2 separate regions of the Homo sapiens genome follow, and region 1 is linked to region 2. A link is an interaction called in ENCODE POLR2A ChIA-PET data of the cell type or tissue named here. Cell type or tissue: GM12878. All regions are shown on one strand. Region 1 overlaps AMBRA1 (autophagy and beclin 1 regulator 1). Region 2 overlaps AMBRA1 (autophagy and beclin 1 regulator 1).

The links. Peaks named below come from ENCODE experiments on the same cell type or tissue, not always from the same donor. Only the 100,000 strongest peaks of a DNase experiment are listed, where the experiment ranks them.
Region 1: POLR2A ChIA-PET joins it to region 2 with 8 read pairs; 8 of 35 experiments call an interaction of 5 or more read pairs at or near these places.

Annotation. Positions count from the first base shown.
Region 1 is chr11:46,435,056-46,439,055 of GRCh38, forward strand. All of the region lies in intron 12 of AMBRA1 (autophagy and beclin 1 regulator 1), which reads right to left. Among named protein-coding and RNA genes, the nearest start is that of MIR3160-2, 15 kb to the right of the region's middle. In GM12878, no CTCF peak of the experiment used is centred here; DNase peaks (open chromatin) are centred at 800 and 2,446.
Region 2 is chr11:46,487,672-46,491,671 of GRCh38, forward strand. All of the region lies in intron 11 of AMBRA1 (autophagy and beclin 1 regulator 1), which reads right to left. Among named protein-coding and RNA genes, the nearest start is that of MIR3160-1, 38 kb to the left of the region's middle. In GM12878, a CTCF peak has its summit at 2,497 (motif pointing right); a DNase peak (open chromatin) is centred at 2,491; H3K27ac peaks cover 800 bases.

The sequences.
Region 1 (4,000 bases), 53 kb before region 2:
GAAAAGAGGATAAGAAACTTTGGAGTTGATACTGTAAAAATTCTGGGGCCAAGAAACTTTAGGGACTTCCTAAGGGCCTGAACCTTGTCTAGAAATGCTAAAGAATACCTTCTCATTCAAACTAAAATGTCAAATGAACAAAACACAGGAGGCAAGAAAAGTATGTCTCTTCTCCCACCTTAGCAGGAAACTATAGGATAGTCAACACCACCACAACCACCTGCTGAGTCTTAGTTCACATTTAGGAAATACCGCTTGAGAGATTAGATAAGGAAAAAGTTATTAAAAATTATTCCTAGAGAGCCATTTAACAGCTGTTATTGTCCCAGAGATCAAAACCAAGATAAATGAAAATGCAAACCCACTGGTTCCAAGAAAAAGATGATACAGGTAGAGCTTTCTTGGGGCAGGAATCCTATTCAACACCTGTTATGTGACCTTGGAGAAGAAAGTCATTTCATAAATTTGTATCTTACTTTCTCATTTAAGAGAAAGAGAACTGGAACATCTAGAGACCAGTTTTCTGGAACAGCTCCTTGCTAATACTAATCTCTAACTCTACCAAGAGAGGAAACAGAACAAAGCCCAGCTGCGGCTGGATGGCCAGGGCTCTTTTCATTTCCCACTATGCTCTATGCCAATGTCCATGACAGCCCTAGTCTGCACTTTGCAGCTCCTGAGAACAAACTGCAGGGTCAGGCAGGCAGCAGGCTCAGCCTGGTAAGGTGGCAAGATCTGAGGGTGGAGGAATGTCTGTTGGTGAGGAGCATCCACTCCACACAACAGCACCAATGAGATGTTAACTGGCACTGTGCCTATAGGCCTTGTTTCGGTTTTCATTTGAATCCCTCTGAGTCCCACCGTGTGATTCCCTGCCAGGAAGAAGTGGCTTACCCTTGATGTGAGCATAGAACAAGAGTGCCCACATCATGGGCCCGGGCAGAACAGCACAACACATTCAAACAGACCAAGCTCATCAGGGCTTTGTCTCATGTAGATATACCTCAAGCAAAAAAACTTTTCACTGTTTCTCTTATTTGAAGGAGATGTCCACTGTCAGAGGCATTGTGGTAATTTTTTAAAAGCCAAGCTCAGCTGCCCTCGCCAGAGTCCAGGTGATCTACTGCAGTAATCCAAAAAAAGTCAAGGGCAAGTTTCCCTAGGAAATTACCTCAAGGAAAACAAAACAAGGAATTGCTCTTTCAGAGGCCCCCAGGCTTATGTGATCTGATACTTAAGAGTGATTTGTAAAACTCTATTTGTTCTCCTTTCCCTGTGTGTTGCTAATGAGATGACAGTGTATATCAAAAAAGGCATTAGAATACATTGATTAGGCTATTGTGCCAACTCGGGGGCTGACACCTACAGCACCATTACACATAAAACCGAAGAGGGACCACAAGGATGGTTCTGTTTGCTAACTAATAAAATAATGATATCCAAATACTCACTGCTATCACCATTAGGCCTTTCTACTGCTCAACTCCCAACCCACCATCTGGTCTAGCCTGTAAGGCTAGATTTATCTAATTAGCACTGGGACCGTCTGCTACTTACTACTCAGGGTCCCAAGCCCTTTGCCAAAACAAAAACAAAAACAAAAACAAAAACAAAACACGGCAATATCCCTCTCCTTTTCTGGATCAACACATGAATCCAGCTGGGGATATAGAACCAAAGGAACTGGGAGAAGTTTCAGAAGTGAGACCATCTTGGTTTTCTAACTCTGAGGCTGACAATGCTCAGAAAAATAAACAGAAACTAACAATTTACACTCTAACCACCAAAAGCAGGGAGAGAAAGAAAATAAAGAAATCATAAATGTTAAGTAGTACATGAACCTAAATAGGAAAGGAGATGAGACTCTATGGGCTTTAAGACAGCTTTGAACAGTTACCATTTTATCTACATTTAATGTCTCGAAAATGTCTGTTGGGTATGTTATTAAAGTAGACTTTCCTATCTTGCTGTTACATAGATCCAGCTCGTGTGTGTTAACGTTTATTTTGGTCAAACACCTAGAAGGCTATAGTAACCCTCAAAACTCATCACCAACACACAAAAAAGCATTTAACTGCTTACGGAGACAAGGTGTGCAGAGGAGAGTACAAGTAAGATTTTCCTTCTTCTGGAAAGCTTGGCTCTAAAACCCCTTAAAAACTGGGCATATGGACAAAAAGCATTTCGTCAGCCTCAAATCCAGGCCACTGTGCTTGCATTTGTATTATATGATGACGATTCCAAGTCAATAGCTATCTCCCAAATTCTGCCCTCTCCCCTGACTCCACCCAACTTCATAACTCTTCCTGGCTACTGCAATGAGCTCACAGAGATATGCAAAGGACAAACGAAAAGAGAATGCTGAAAATTGTAACAGCTTCTCCGGTAGCATATTCAGTTTCAGAAATTTTGCAGCTCATGATCTGGGGTTTCACTTCTACCCTAATGGGATGTGGTGGCATAGAGTGATTTGGTAGCTCCATTGCACTGGGTTCTGTTTACAATTTCATTCTCACATTTGCTGTTTGTTGTCTATTAATTTCACATGTGGAAAAGGAAATGTTCAGTTACAATAAGTGTCACTGCTTCCATTCACTTGTGCAGCTTCCTCTCGTAAGGCTGAAATTTTGATGAGTTAATTCATACAGGAAGAGATTTCTTGGATCTCAATTACTTGTTTATTTAGGCCACAGGAAAGTAATGTACTAATGACAAAGAACAACTAACTCATCCTTTTTGGATTCAACAATAATATAAGGTAGAGAGAAAAGGGAGAAGTAAAATATAGCCGAAGACACCGGCTATAGCTTACACACCATTAGAAGTCTTTGTGGTGCTCCATACCTTGTGTGACCCCAGCAGCACACAAACTTTAACACGTATCAAACTCACCAGGAGGGCATATTAAAACACAGAATGCTGGGACGGGGCCTGAGAATTTGCATTTCTAACAAATTCCCAGGTGTCTCTGATGTTGCCGGACTGGGACTACACCTGAGAAATGCGACCTTGTCAAATAATCCTTAGTCTGGGAGATGCATCTCCAGCAACTGGCTTTCACTTAAAGGCAAAAAACATATTGGAAAAAAATGATGGGGTATTTAGCTGGGCAGTGAAGAATGGAAATAAAGATTAGGAAAGAAAGGATTTTCAAATCAAAACTGCTCTAGAACTTCAGGGGGCAGCTCCGGAGGGAGAAAAAACAATGCAGGAGACAGCAGGAAGCCATGTTCCAGACTCTGCAATGTAATCTCCTCCCAATTAGAAATGATTTCCAAGTGAAAATGCCCTAGCAGGGAATGGGAGGGGTTAGAAATACTGATGCCTGGAGGAGCAGATGGCTCTGCCTTCCTATCAGCTCCATAAATTATAAACAAACACCTTGTACAAAGATCGATTTGTAGCCTGTTGCTGGCTGGCCAGATGAGGCCACGGGAGCAATTAGCAGTTGCAGTGCCTTTGCAAATGCATTAGATACCGATTTGGAAAACCCAAGGGGGGTTAAATCAGCAGAAAAATTTCCTCCTGGCTATCTCTGAGCCCCCTGGATTTCAGAATAAGGCCTGTACAGAGCTCCAGATGACCCATAAACACTCCCTGAAGGCACTATATCCCCTGTGGTATCGCCTGCCCCACACCACTCATCCGCCGGGTTTCTTAAGGCCTATTCTGACAGGACAGCCTAGTGACCAATTCCATTCACCCAGTAAGAGTTCACTCTTAAAAATCATAGTGAATCTAATGTGCCACTTTTTTCAGGAAAGCAATTTCAAAATTATTTATGCATGAGGCCTTATTCATAAACTTCTAAACACTAATCTCAAATCTCAAGTGAGAGAAGCAGGTGGCAAGATCTTTAGCCTAACTCCAGGAAAAGGTTAAATGCAATTCACATAAATCAACTTGGTGGTTGCTGAACTCATCAGTAAAACACAGAATCAGGCTGGGCTCACACCTGTAATCCCAGTACTACGGGAGGCCAAGGCAGGGTAATCACTTG
Region 2 (4,000 bases):
TTCAAAAATCAAAAAAGGAATTTAAAAGACACATTAGATGATACCCATTTAATACAAATGAAGTCAGTAAAGAAGGAACAGAGGAATAAAAACATCAGAAATACAAAAAACAAACAGTAAAATGGCAGACAAAAACCCAACTATATCAATGATAATATTAAATGTGAATGGACTAAACAATCAAAAAGCAGAGATTGTCAGACTAGATAAAAAACAAGCTCCAATCATATGCTTTCTACCAGATACACATTTCAGATTCAAAGAGCTAAACAGGCTGAAAGTAAAAGGATGGAAAATGATATCTCATGTAATCAACAACCATAAAAGAACTGCAGTAGCTATATTAATATAAGAAAAAATTGACTTTAAGACAAAAAATATTACTAGACAGAGAGGGACAATGGTAAAATAGTTAATTCATCAGGAACACATATCAGTCGTAGACATATGTGCACCTAATGACAAAGTCACAAAATACATTAATCAAAAATTGACAAAATTGGGCCAGATGCAGTGGCTCACGCCTGTAACTCCAGCACTTTGGGAAGCTGGGGCAGGTAGATCCCTTGACATCAGGAGCTTAAGACCAGCCTGGCCAATATGGTGAAACCCCATCTCTACTAAAAATACAAAAATTAGCCAGGCCTGGGGGCACACGCCTGTAATCTCAGCTACTCAGGAGGCTGAGGCAGGAGAATCGCTTGAACCCAAGAGGCGGAAGTTGCAGTGAGCTGAGATTGCATCACTGGGCAACAGAGCGAGGCTCTGTCTCAAAAAAACAAAACAAAACAAAAAAAAAAACTGACAAAATTGAAGGGAAAAATACACAATTCAATAATAATAGAGATTTCAATACCCACTCTCAATAACTGACAAACTAGATAGAAAATCAGCAAGGATATACAAAGCTGGAACAATAATATTGACCAAGTAGATTTAACCGACATCTACAGGACACTCCACTAAATAACTGCAGAATACACATTCTCCTCAAGCACATGGGTAACACTCTCTAGAAGAGCCTATATACTAAGCCATAAAACAAGTTCCAATAAAATTAAAATGAATAAAATCACACAAAGTATGTTCTCAGACCATGATCAAATTAAATAAGAGAACAACAGAAGGAAATTTGGGAAATTCAAAATATGGGAAAATTCAACAACACACTCCCAAAAAAGTAATAGGTCAAAGAAGTCGTACTGAGAAGTGACACCGTTCAGTAAAAAGGTTTTTTTGTTTTTTTGTGTTTTTTGAGACGGAGTCTTGCTCTGTCGCCCAAGTGCGGGGGCGAGATCTTGGCTCACTGCAAGCTCCGCCTCCCAGGTTAACGCCATTCTCCTGCCTCAGCCTCCAGAGTAGCTGGGACTACAGGCGCCCGCAACCGCCCGGTTAATTTTTTTTTTTATTACACTTTAAGTTTTAGGGTACATGTGCACAACGTGCAGGTTTGTTACATATGTATACATGTGCCATGCTGGTGTGCTGCACCCATTAACTCATCATTTAACATTAGGTATACCTCCTAATGCTATCCCTCCCCCGCTCTCCCCACCCCACAACAGGCCCCGGTGTGTGATGTTCCCCTTCCTGTGTCCACGTGTTCTCATTGTTCAATTCTCACCTACATGCCTGGCTAATTTTTTGTATTTTTAGTAGAGATGAGGTTTCACCACGTTAGCCAGGATGGTCTCAATCTCCTGACCTCATGATCCACCTGCCTCGGCCTCCCAAAGTGCTGGGATTACAGGCGTGAGCCACCGCACCTGGCCAGTTTTTCTTTTTTATATTTAAAAAGAAGAAGAAGGAGTCATAAGAGAAATTAGGATAACTGGGCACAAAGCCATCTCTTGCTCAAGACACTGGACCAGGCCGTAATGACCTGTGGCTAGGAGCAAGAAAACCCTGACACTTCCCATTGATTTTAATCAAAACAGTAAATTAAGTATATCAGGTCCACATCTGCTAGGAGCAGATGCTCATTAGGATGAAAGTCAAAAAGATTATGCAGGACAGACAGCTAATACCCCACATTACCCAGGCCCCTATTCCTCAGAAGTTTTTTGTTCTTCCAGTAATTACCAGGAAGCTGTCAAATGCCAAGCTTCTTATTTCACTTTTATGAGGCCTCAAACATGCAGAAAAATATTATAAGCTTAAGAACCTTTTGGCAGATATTCCCTACTTGAACTCAAACAAAACATGGCACAGACGACAGAACAGAACTCTTCTAAGAGTCAGGAAGACCCGGTTTAAAATTCCAGGTCAGCCTCTCACAGTGATATTGGGCAAGTGACATAACTTTCTGAGCCTCAGTTTTCTTCCCTACAGAATGGAAATGCTACCACCTACCTCACAGGGTTGTTGCAAAGATGAAAAGAGATAACGTGGGAAAGACAGTACCTGGTCCACGGTAGGCACTCAGCTTCATTTCCATCATTTCAGTTGCTGTGACTACACAGAGCTAGTGGTCTGCTACAATGTCAGCAGGGGGAGCTCCTCAGACTTTTGTATGTTCTCCCACAATTTTACCTGGTAGAGCTGCAATAGCTTTAAATGTACTTACAGCTCTTTAAGTATGGGTCTAGAATTTGTGTTGCTGATGATGATGGGGAAAGGCCTGGGTTGATGACCAATTGGAGGCTACCAGAAACCTACAGAATTGCAGGTGAAGGCACCAAGATAAGGGAGAAGAGATGAATAATAGACTATCAAAACACTTTTCTCTTTATTTTTTAATATTTTAAAAATTCTTTTTGCAATAACTTACTCTTCACCTTATAACACTTTTCTATAGTAGCTTCTGTTTTCTATTATTGCTTTCAGTCTCTTGTGGGAGGAAGTAGAACGGATCTTGATTTTCCGCAAACCCATTTTTGTTGATGATTCTGAATGGCTTTGCTTAGGGTCCACTGAAGACTCATTTGGCACTACAGTACTGGTCACACCCCCTAAAACTGCAGGTGTGTGTCTGCTTTGTCCCTCCAGGTCTGCCAAATTTCCAAGCTTCATCCCTGCAAAAAGCCATTCACCATGCAAAAGTTCCACTTATGTCTGGAGTAAGACTGAGTCATGGCTAACCACCTAGACTTGGAGCTACAGGAAGGCAGGGATCATAGTCTGTCTTATTCACTCTGGTAACCTAGAACACTGCCTGGCATATGACAGCTGTAGAACAAATGTCTGCTAAATGTAATTGTTCTGGGACCATTACAATCTCATTCCAATCATACATGACAAAGTGCCTTTCCAGGAAAATTGGGAGTGCTTACTGCTAAAAGGTCAATTGCTCTTTCACTCTGAAAGCTATTATTATAGCAGCTCAATTACATGATCACAAGTAAGTTTAATAAAAAGCAAAACATCTGTATCCAGGAGGGCAAGAAGGCTCAGGAAAAGGGCGGTTACATAATAAGATTTTCCTCAGCAAGCACCACTGGATCATAAAAACCTATGTCTAGGAACCATTTAAATAGAATAATTAAAACAAACAAGAAAAACACTGAAGTTCCCTGGGAGCTCTCTCCCTCTTATAAAGTCCTAAGAAAAAGAATGACATTTTAATGTTTTGTCCTTTAAAACAACTACGAGGAGGCGGATCGGGAAGGTGGTTTAGAGACTACTGGCTCCATTCTTCTACTTCTTAGCTGCATTACTCTGGGCAAGTTAGCCCTCTGGGATTCAGTTTCCTCCACTGTTAATTAGGTAATCGCACCTATCTCATATGATTACTGCAAGACAGAAACGAAATATGTGTAAAGCACGTAAAACACTCCCTAGTATATAGCAAGTGCTCAATAAATGTTAGGCTTTTGTTGCTATATTATTATTATTGGAATTTTCTCAAGAGAAGAAAACAAATGATACAACTGCCAATAGAATCTGGAGGGACATCAAAATATCAACGAATGATAAATAAATACTCTGTAATATGTATTTTGAAAAATTGGTAGAAACTAGTTTAATGGTGAATGAAAACCATCTGCTAATCTAACTCAAG